Regions from separate parts of the Mus musculus genome. Here region 1 is linked to region 2. Evidence: chromatin loops called from intact Hi-C (ENCODE). Cell type or tissue: left cerebral cortex. All regions are shown on one strand. Links, peaks and the distances in the headings refer to the core of each region. The heading gives the core; the rest is flanking DNA. Region 1 has its middle 250 kb from the start of Gm25015. Region 2 has its middle 170 kb from the start of Gm40418.

Region 1 (4,404 bases), core at 314-4,313, 120 kb after region 2:
TCTTTCTTGTTTTGTTTTGTTTTGTTTTGACAAGGCCAGAGGCCACTTTCATCCTCTCTCTCTCTCTCTCTCTCTCTCTCTCTCTCTCTCTCTCTCTCTCTCTCTCTGTCTCTGTCTCTCTGTCTCTTTCTGTCTCTCTCTTTCTATCTCTCTCTCTGTCACACACACACACACACACACACACACACACACACACTCCCACTGCTAGCAAGGCAGCTCCTGTGACTTAGTCTGCCTAGCCCTCAGCATGTTTGAGAACCTTGCCTTAAATAGATTAGTGTCTCTGTGCTGTTCCCCACAAATGCAGGAGGTGCCACTTGGCTGGAAGTCCAAGCTTCCTACTGCTACCTGCATTTTTTTGCCTCACCCCAGCCTTCTCACCCTGGGTCACCAACCCACAGCCCCCAGAAACAAATCCAGGTGTTTCTGAAACTCTCTGAGTCCTCTTTAGTAGTAATTTATTCCATATGTTTATTGCTCTCCGTGTGAAATAATTTCAACAGTTTCTTTTTTTTTTTCTTTGTCACTGCATTCAAATTAGCCCACAGTCAAATCCGATGGAGGAGTAACACTTTCAGAAAACACCAAGTCCTGTGCTGTGGAAAGCCGAGGGATATTGCAGCCTGTGAGAGAAGGAGAAAAGAACAAGCAGTTGGGGCTTGACATTAGCTTATGAGGGAGAGACTTCTGGAATACCTCACAGGGCTTGGGAGAACAGCTTTACTGGAGTTCTGACTACAGTTTGCATTTCCCCTGGGTGTCAATTTTATGAAACAAAGTGATGGGATGATTTCTATCACTTGAGAAGCTGTGTTGTTGGTTTTTTTTTTTTTTTTTTATAAATGATGCATTGGCAACAGCAAAAATTGTTATGGTAGGAATCAAATTGGTGCTTCCTTACTGGAAATGGAAGGAACGGAACATGGTGCTTGTCAGTTTATTTCTGAGCTCTGCTTTTCAAACTTTAATTTGAGAGGATGTGGGGAGGTGCAATGGAAATCCCAATCCCTGTTAGGAGAGCACTGTATTTTATATTTTTGTTTCATCATCTCTACGATCAGAAGGAAATTATCCTTTATACTTTAGAAGAGAAAGCACTGTCAGTTCTAAATCTATTTTGGGGGGAGGGGAAGAAAGGGAATGATTTATGGATTAAATCAATGGATTCTGTGTAAAAAAAAAAATCTATTTCTACATCAGGGCATTGGCCTACCTTGTGACAACATGAAGAATCATCAATAATTAGCATTTTTAAGTGATCAAAATGTGCTTTTAGAATCAACTTCTGTTCATAGCATCTTCTCATCATGGAACTGGAGTTTAATAACAAATATCTCATTTTTGCCCGTTTCTCAGAGCATTCTTGCTAAAGTAACCATCATCTCCATTTTCATGTGTGGCTTTCCCCTTTGGGTGAACAGGTGAGGGCAAAGTTCTTTCTTTTCTTTTTTTCCCCCAAGACAGGGTTTCTCTGTGTAGCCCTGACTGTCCTGGAACTCACTTTGTAGACCAGGCTGGCCCCGGACTCAGAAATTTGCCTGCCTCTGCCTCCCAAGTGCTGGGATTAAAGGCGTGTACCACCACCACCCAGCAAGGGCAAAGTTCTTATACAGCAGAGTTAGTGGTAACCACTGGTTTTATTCTGCTGTTGAAACACATTTTAAATGCAACTATTATTTGAAGTCACTATGGCAATAATTAGGACTGACTTCATGTGCATTCAAAGGAAGACATGACGCATAGCACTGTGTGCAAATTATCTCTTTAGATGATTTCAGTAGCTCTGGGATGCAAGCTGATTATTTTCTCCATTTTACAGATAGTAAAATAAAGGCACTATGACAAGAGTGGCCTTCAAACCAAGTCCATTTGCATAGAGAGCTTACACTCTCATTGTTAAAGTTGTGTGCAAAGTATACGATAATAACATTATTTCACAGATGATCCCTATTTATAATTGAATCTGGCTCATAACTCCCTTAAAATGTTCCTTTTCGGCTGAAGTTGTCTATACTTGGTGTCCATCCAACTGAGCGGTGGCAGGAGGCAAAGGAAATACAGCGAGTTCTGGTTGAGGCAGGAACAGATTTTAAGATTCTGTTTAGATTTTGAGACAGTCTGGAGCCTGGACCAGGATCCAAAGCCTGCTGAAAGAGAGTTGCCTTTTCATAACAGCATGGAGTAAGAATTTCCATAGAAACTTAACTCAAGCACAAAAGTTGACCTGGCTTTAAATAAATAAATACATAATCAGAAACAAGAATGGTTCCTATTTGCTCTCTGTTGGTATTTGGTCACAGACTCAACTGTATCGGGTTTCAAGGTATATTCCTTCCCAGGCCGTGACTTAGAACTAGCCAGGTGTGTAGATCAGGTTCCTACTTTCTTACTACGGGGCCTTTTCTCTGCTTTTAGGTGACTGGTTAGCTTTTGCATTGTACACTGCACTCTGGGGTCTTACTATGATAACCCATGATGACTCTCAAAATGGGAGAGCATCCATATTGTTTTCTTCCTTGTATACTTTACCTGTGGTACACAGACCTAAACTTTTCTTAGTTTTGCTGGTCATGGCTTCTTGCCCACATTTGGCCTTTATGGTCTAGACTACTCAGCAAAGAGTGGCAGGGAAGGCTTTCATCATGAGATGAAATAGGAAAACAAAACTCTTAGATTCTTGGACATGGGCTGACTGTTTTTCCTCCCAGGAGTCTTTTGTATTCTTGTGTCAAATTTTAAGTATACTCCCAAAAGTTACTTTGTACTCTGCTCATATTCTAATATCAATAGCTACCATTTTGTTGAGTTGGATTCTGGCTTCTTATTGTTCATGACTTATTGTTAGGTATCATTACACTTACCTACTATCAATTTCTCATTGTTTCTGAGACAGACTTACTCATGCTACACTTTGAATACTCAAGAGAAGGAAAGTGCTCATTGTTTACTGTCCAGGAACTATAAGTAACCAGAACACTATTCTTAAACTTATTTATATTTCCTTGACTGTATCTCACAGTAAATAAATAAATAAATAAATAAATAAATAAATAAATAGAAAAGAACTATTTTCTTATGCTTGAAAATAAAAACTTAGTTCGAGGCCAGCCTGGTCTACAGAGTGAGTTCCAGGACAGCCAGGAAGACACACAGAGAAACCCTGTCTCAAAAAACCAAAACCAAACAAACAAAATTAATTACATTTATAACATAAACATAGTCATTTCACTCATTTATTTGAAACCAAGATTATAATTGAGCAGTTGATACTTTGTTGAGTATTTATTGATATCTACTAACTACCAGATTTTAAATAAGCATTGAAGAGCATTCACCTTAGTAGGAGAGCCCTGGGATGCTACAGAAGCAGGAAGTAAGGGCTTGGAGCTGATAGAGCCAGGTAACCAAAGGGAGAGTAGGTTGATGGTAGGGCAGAGAGGGCACATGGTCTCTGGGCATGGTTAGTGATACAAAGATTTTGGAGGGATACTAGAAAGTTTGAGTGATGAATGTGATCTGCTGTTTCTGTGGAGAACAGACACATAAGGTCAAGGACAGAAGCAAGGAGAAGTGTAAAGGGAAGAAAGATAGTGCCTGCGACTGAGGATGGCACCTTCAGAGAAAAGAAAAGTGAAGGATTTTATACAGAGCTTGGAAACTTCATTCTTAGACTGCAGGACTTTGTGTAATATACATATAAATATTATATAGTCTCAGCATATGGTATCACCAAGGATTATGAGCTTTGGTCTGGAGCTTGTAATTGAGAACATAATTGACAAGAAAGATGTTTCCTCCTAAACATAATTACTGAAAATCTAAAATGAACTCCTCAAAGCTTTAGCACTTGGGTAAAAATATCCACATATATTTACATATGCATAGGAGCTTAAGTACTTATCTCAAGAAGTATAAATAATCTAATAAGCAAGGCAGTCTATGAATTATTATTCTTCAAGATTTGAGACTATTCTAATATTAAATTATCCATTTTTTAAAATTGGAACAGAAAATACAGCCCTAAATCAGAGCTCTGACAGTAGTTTTCTATGGCGATCCATATTACCTCATCTTGGAAGAAACACACAGCTCATTTCAGAGGGTATAAGAACGAGGCAGGGTAGTTCTAATGTGAAGTGGGCCAAGGAATTTCTAAAAAGAGCCAACCAGAAGGAAAAAAAAAAAACAAAAAAACAAAAAACCTCAAATTGGGATCCTTCCAGGCATAGGAGCATATGAAGAAGTGCCTAGGCGTGCTGTTACATGGGTAGAAAGTGGACCTAAGAAAACCTACTGTGTGTCGGCTCACTATGTCATGATTTACAAAGAACATGCAACAGGCTAATAGATTGAGTATACTTTATTTCAAAAATTCTTTGGCTAGAGAGGCCTGAAGTAACCAGG
Region 2 (4,404 bases), core at 333-4,332:
CAATATTTGCCAGGCTATAGGTACTGAAGAGAAGACACTGGGCTGTTCTTGCTGTTTGAGATTCCTTTCCTCTCTATACACAACCAGCCCATCTGTCTCACTCATACGGGAAACTTATCTTTGAAACATCACTCTATTATTATCACGGTTGTTCTTTAAAATTTGCTTCTTAACTTTAGATTGTGTTTTGGAAACCAGGTTTTCAAAGCTCCCAGATCTTGTTGGCCAATTTAAAATGTTGATAGTAATATACCCTGGAAGAAGCTCATATCAATAAAGAACTCAAAAGCACTATATTCCCATTCAGTTACTGGAGGATAACCTCTCTGTGAAATACAGATTGCCTACTTTTTAAAAGAAAAAAATCACAACAAAGAATTCCACCCCTCCCAACCTCTAATATTTTTCAAAGTGTGAATTGAAGAGGACTTAGAGACAGATGGGTCTGGATGATCAAGTTACCTGTTATAGCAGCACATCTGCCGGGGCAGTCAATCACTGTGATGGCTCTGACAGGTCGATGGAGCCAGAGCAAGAGTGGCTAATGCAGACAGAACGGCTGGGGAAGCACAGGCCTCCTGCTTGTCTCCTGGGTTTGACTGGTCTGAAACCCGTACTTGAATTTGCTCTGGTTAAAAAAATCTGTCTATTGTGCAATGATATTAGATGAGAGATTTGGGATCCCACGTTTTTTGAAAAGCCAACATATTGAACACATATGATAGGGGATGATTTGGTTAGCAATTCCAAGCTGTCAGTCAATATTTGGTCTTACTTGGGGGATGTGGTAGAAAGTATGGGCAAAAAAAGAATAGAAAGGAAAGAGGTAGAAATTAATTTCCAATCTTCATTTTCTCCAAAAATGTCAAAAGAAGAAAGACATAAAACACTCGTTCTGCGATGCCTAATTTTGAGAGCTCAGTACAATAAAAATTAGCATTGAATAGAACAAAGGCAATTCTTAGAATGTCAAGAAGCAAAATTATTAAAATTTAGGTAGGCCTGATTCTTTACTTTCTCTGTATACATGATACTTTCTTCTGCTTTTCAATCATAAAGAGAGTGTTTATCAAGTCTAACAGATCCAAATATTTGGTAATAGTACAAACAACATATGAAACAAGCAACTAAGATTTCTCAAACAATTGAAAATACATGTTTCTATTAAGTAAAGAACTACTTGCATTCATGCATAATACATTTGCAGAAATGAAGATGTTGGAAGACAATGGAGGTCTTGATATTTCTTATTTCTTCCAATGACTTAATTCATCAGTTGTTGAAATCACCTGGATATAAAGTATTACCTTCCAAGTCCTAAATCTCAAATAGATACCTCAAAGCTAGGGATTTGCAAGAACTACAGCAAGTTAAATGTGCAGTTAGTGCCATTGATGTATTTATGTGTACATATCTACTTATAATATGTACATATGTCTTGTATTGGTGACTAGAAATATGTATTTATATGTTTAGAGTTAGAATACATATATTTCTTTGAGAAATAACAAAATATTCTATAAGTGAAACATTATTATTATCCCACTGCAGAACTACAGTGAGCAAACATTTTTGAAAAGAGGGCAAGATGTTAATACATGCAGAACTGCTGTTAGTAGCGATTTTCTCCACAATGCTAAACTGATGGGGACTCGTGGAAGAGCCATTAAACAGATGCGTTGCTTTTCAATACATCCTTCAAGTATTTTTGCTCCGTCATCCACATTTTTAGTAAATGATGCTAAATGTTTTCAAAATATTACTATTTAGCTTTTTTTACTTGAATTTTGTAAGTGGACTCATATTTAGCCGCAGATGGCTTTAGATACCAGAATTGAAATAAAGTTATTTATGTTTCAACTATAATTCCATACCTCTAGTTTGGGGATGGTATATATTAAACAAAAAAATTTTCAATTTCTTTACATTTTTCTTTCTGAATAAGCTTACAATTAAGTTTTTTTCCCTAAATTATGGTTTTATCATATTTCAGATATACATTCATAGTTCATTCATCACGTTTAGTTATAAAATGTGACCCTAATCTTTTAAGTATTTTAAAATAGGTGAAATTGACAGTTATATTTTTAAAATATTTGATTAGAAATTAATTTTCACAATTTTATATTAATTCATATTAAACAAATGAAGGTAGATATATGCTATTTGATGAAACATGAATAGTCTGTAATGATGCTTAACAGCTCAAAAGGACCCAGTCTCCATTGCAGTCACTGGACAGGGTGGGTATATATTGTTTTAATGGATGGGAAAAATAAAAGTTTAGATTTTTTTTTACCAGTTATTAGAGATTTATGAATTAATTAGGGGAATTTGCCAACCTAATTTTATTTAAACATAATTTACATTTTATTTAAATTTTGTTCATAAATGTATTCAAAACATTTTATTCATCAACAGTAATGGTGAAACAAAATTAAAAAGAGAGTTTGGAAATAGCTTTTTTTTTTTTTTTTTTTTTTAGTATAGGTCAAAATATTCTGGCAACAGGAACTAGTGTTGTTCAGAATCACCGTGCTCTGCAGGGAAGTAAACAGAGTGTCTTACAGGAATAGAATTTTCTGGCTAGAGCATATGGGGGCAGGGTGATAAAGCAGGAGCTACAAGAATAAAAAACAATTTTTTTTTAGACATCCTCAAAACAAAACTTCAGCTTTTAAAATCATTTGTACAATGACAACTATGGTGTTAGGGGTGTGCTCATAATATAGAAAATGGAATTAGTGGTTTCCAGGGTGAGGTCTGAGCCCTTTGGAGTCACTGTCATCTGTCTCAGGCAAAGGCAGCCTTCTTAAAAGGAGATAATGCCCCAGAAGGTCAAGGTTAGTGGAGAAAAAACCGTGGAGCGCCTCAGCTTGCTAAGCTCTAATAGACATGCATCTATTACTGGTCGACTTTCCCTGACACACAGAGCGACACCAGTCCAATCTTCACTGACACCGTGATACAGAGAAAAAATTCACTCAAATAAAATTTTCTGTTTTTTTATGCAAAGAGAAAACATATTTTCAAGAGTTAAAACTCCAGAAAACCTCAGGTCTTTAATGCATAAACTGGAGACAATTTTGTCAGAAGTCAAATGAGACAGAGCTCTTGCTGATGGCATGTAGCTTGTCTAATCTGTATGGCATATTTTTGGATTTTGATCATAGTAAACAAGGAATAATTCATCCTAACAGTGAAAAATTAAATACAGTTATGGATTCAGAGGCAATCTGTAACTATTTTGGGGTCTATTAAATTTTCTTATTATTTTTTTCATCTTTTTCTGCCTGTTTTGTTGAACATTTCCATATTGAAATTAATATAGAACTTAATTAAATTGATATGAGCTTTCTATTCTTTTTCTGGGTCCATAATAACTCAAGGACAAATTACCTTCTGCAAACAAATCGTATTTACTTATTTTCCTGGAAGATGTTTAAATATTACCATTTGCTTGATTAACTGTCTACCTTAAATTTAGAGATTCATATTATTAAAAACAGTGCATTGTTTCAAAGCCAATACAAATCACGTCACTTTCTATCTAATCACTGCCTTTACTGCCATTAGCACAATGGTTAAATGGGGAGAGCTCCTCATGTTCTCAGAGATGCTCACTGTAGACAGGAAAAAAAAAAAAGCCCCAACTTGATACTGTGCTGGTATGCTGTAGCCGAGCTATTTTTAATATTTCCTTGTAACTGATTTGTAAGTGGATTGTGCTTAGGCGGTGTCAGAACTTTCCTGTCAGCTACTTTAACAGCAAAGAGATAGCTTGATGAATTATTCATTGAAGGCAATTTTCTCCTAGTCACTGAGTCATCAATCATAGTTGCCTAAAGAGCCTTGAATTGGCCAGCGGAGCTCTATTCACAGGTAGTGTGATTTAGGGAATAGGAGCCACATTCATTCTGACAAGTCAGGTAGCAGTAAGTAACTGAAGGTGTCTCCTTTACAGACTGCTAATGAGTCACCAAAATCGCATACTATTTCCAATTCCCTTTTTTGTTTTTTCCCCCTTTTTCAAAATATCACTCAGAATTGTAGCCATAGGGTGGTTTTGCCAAACAAAGGTGCAGTTGGATGAAAAACCAGTGTAAATATTTGCACATTTTTTCTGGCAGAAATCCTACTCTGAAAAGAACCTCTTCAAAAGGGAAAAGTGATTTGATACATGATTGCACGCATTTACCCATGTAATTGAAATAATGAGAGATGATTGCTTTGAGCTAATAGTCATAAGTTACTGGTCTTTTTGTTTAATCCAACCATCAGCTGTCAAGAGCCTCGCAGGAGCACGGGGAAGATGCACCAAGGATATCATTTACATCACCTCAGACTGTAATTTTGTTGTTTTTTTCAGAGCTGATACAAGCGTCAGATTCTATACAAATCTCC

The links. A loop is a pair of places that touch in the nucleus more often than their neighbours do. Peaks named below come from ENCODE experiments on the same cell type or tissue, not always from the same donor. Only the 100,000 strongest peaks of a DNase experiment are listed, where the experiment ranks them.
Region 1: a loop joins it to region 2, with 6 times the contacts of the local background. A loop is called at or near these places in 3 of 42 quality-filtered maps.

Annotation. Positions count from the first base shown.
Region 1 is chr12:49,828,537-49,832,940 of GRCm38, reverse strand. No RefSeq gene overlaps it. Among named protein-coding and RNA genes, the nearest start is that of Gm25015, 250 kb to the right of the region's middle. In left cerebral cortex, for the core only: no CTCF peak of the experiment used is centred there; DNase peaks (open chromatin) are centred at 566, 2,063 and 2,384; H3K27ac peaks cover 639 bases.
Region 2 is chr12:49,945,405-49,949,808 of GRCm38, reverse strand. No RefSeq gene overlaps it. Among named protein-coding and RNA genes, the nearest start is that of Gm40418, 170 kb to the left of the region's middle. In left cerebral cortex, for the core only: no CTCF peak of the experiment used is centred there; DNase peaks (open chromatin) are centred at 480, 2,808, 3,773 and 4,322; H3K27ac peaks cover 882 bases.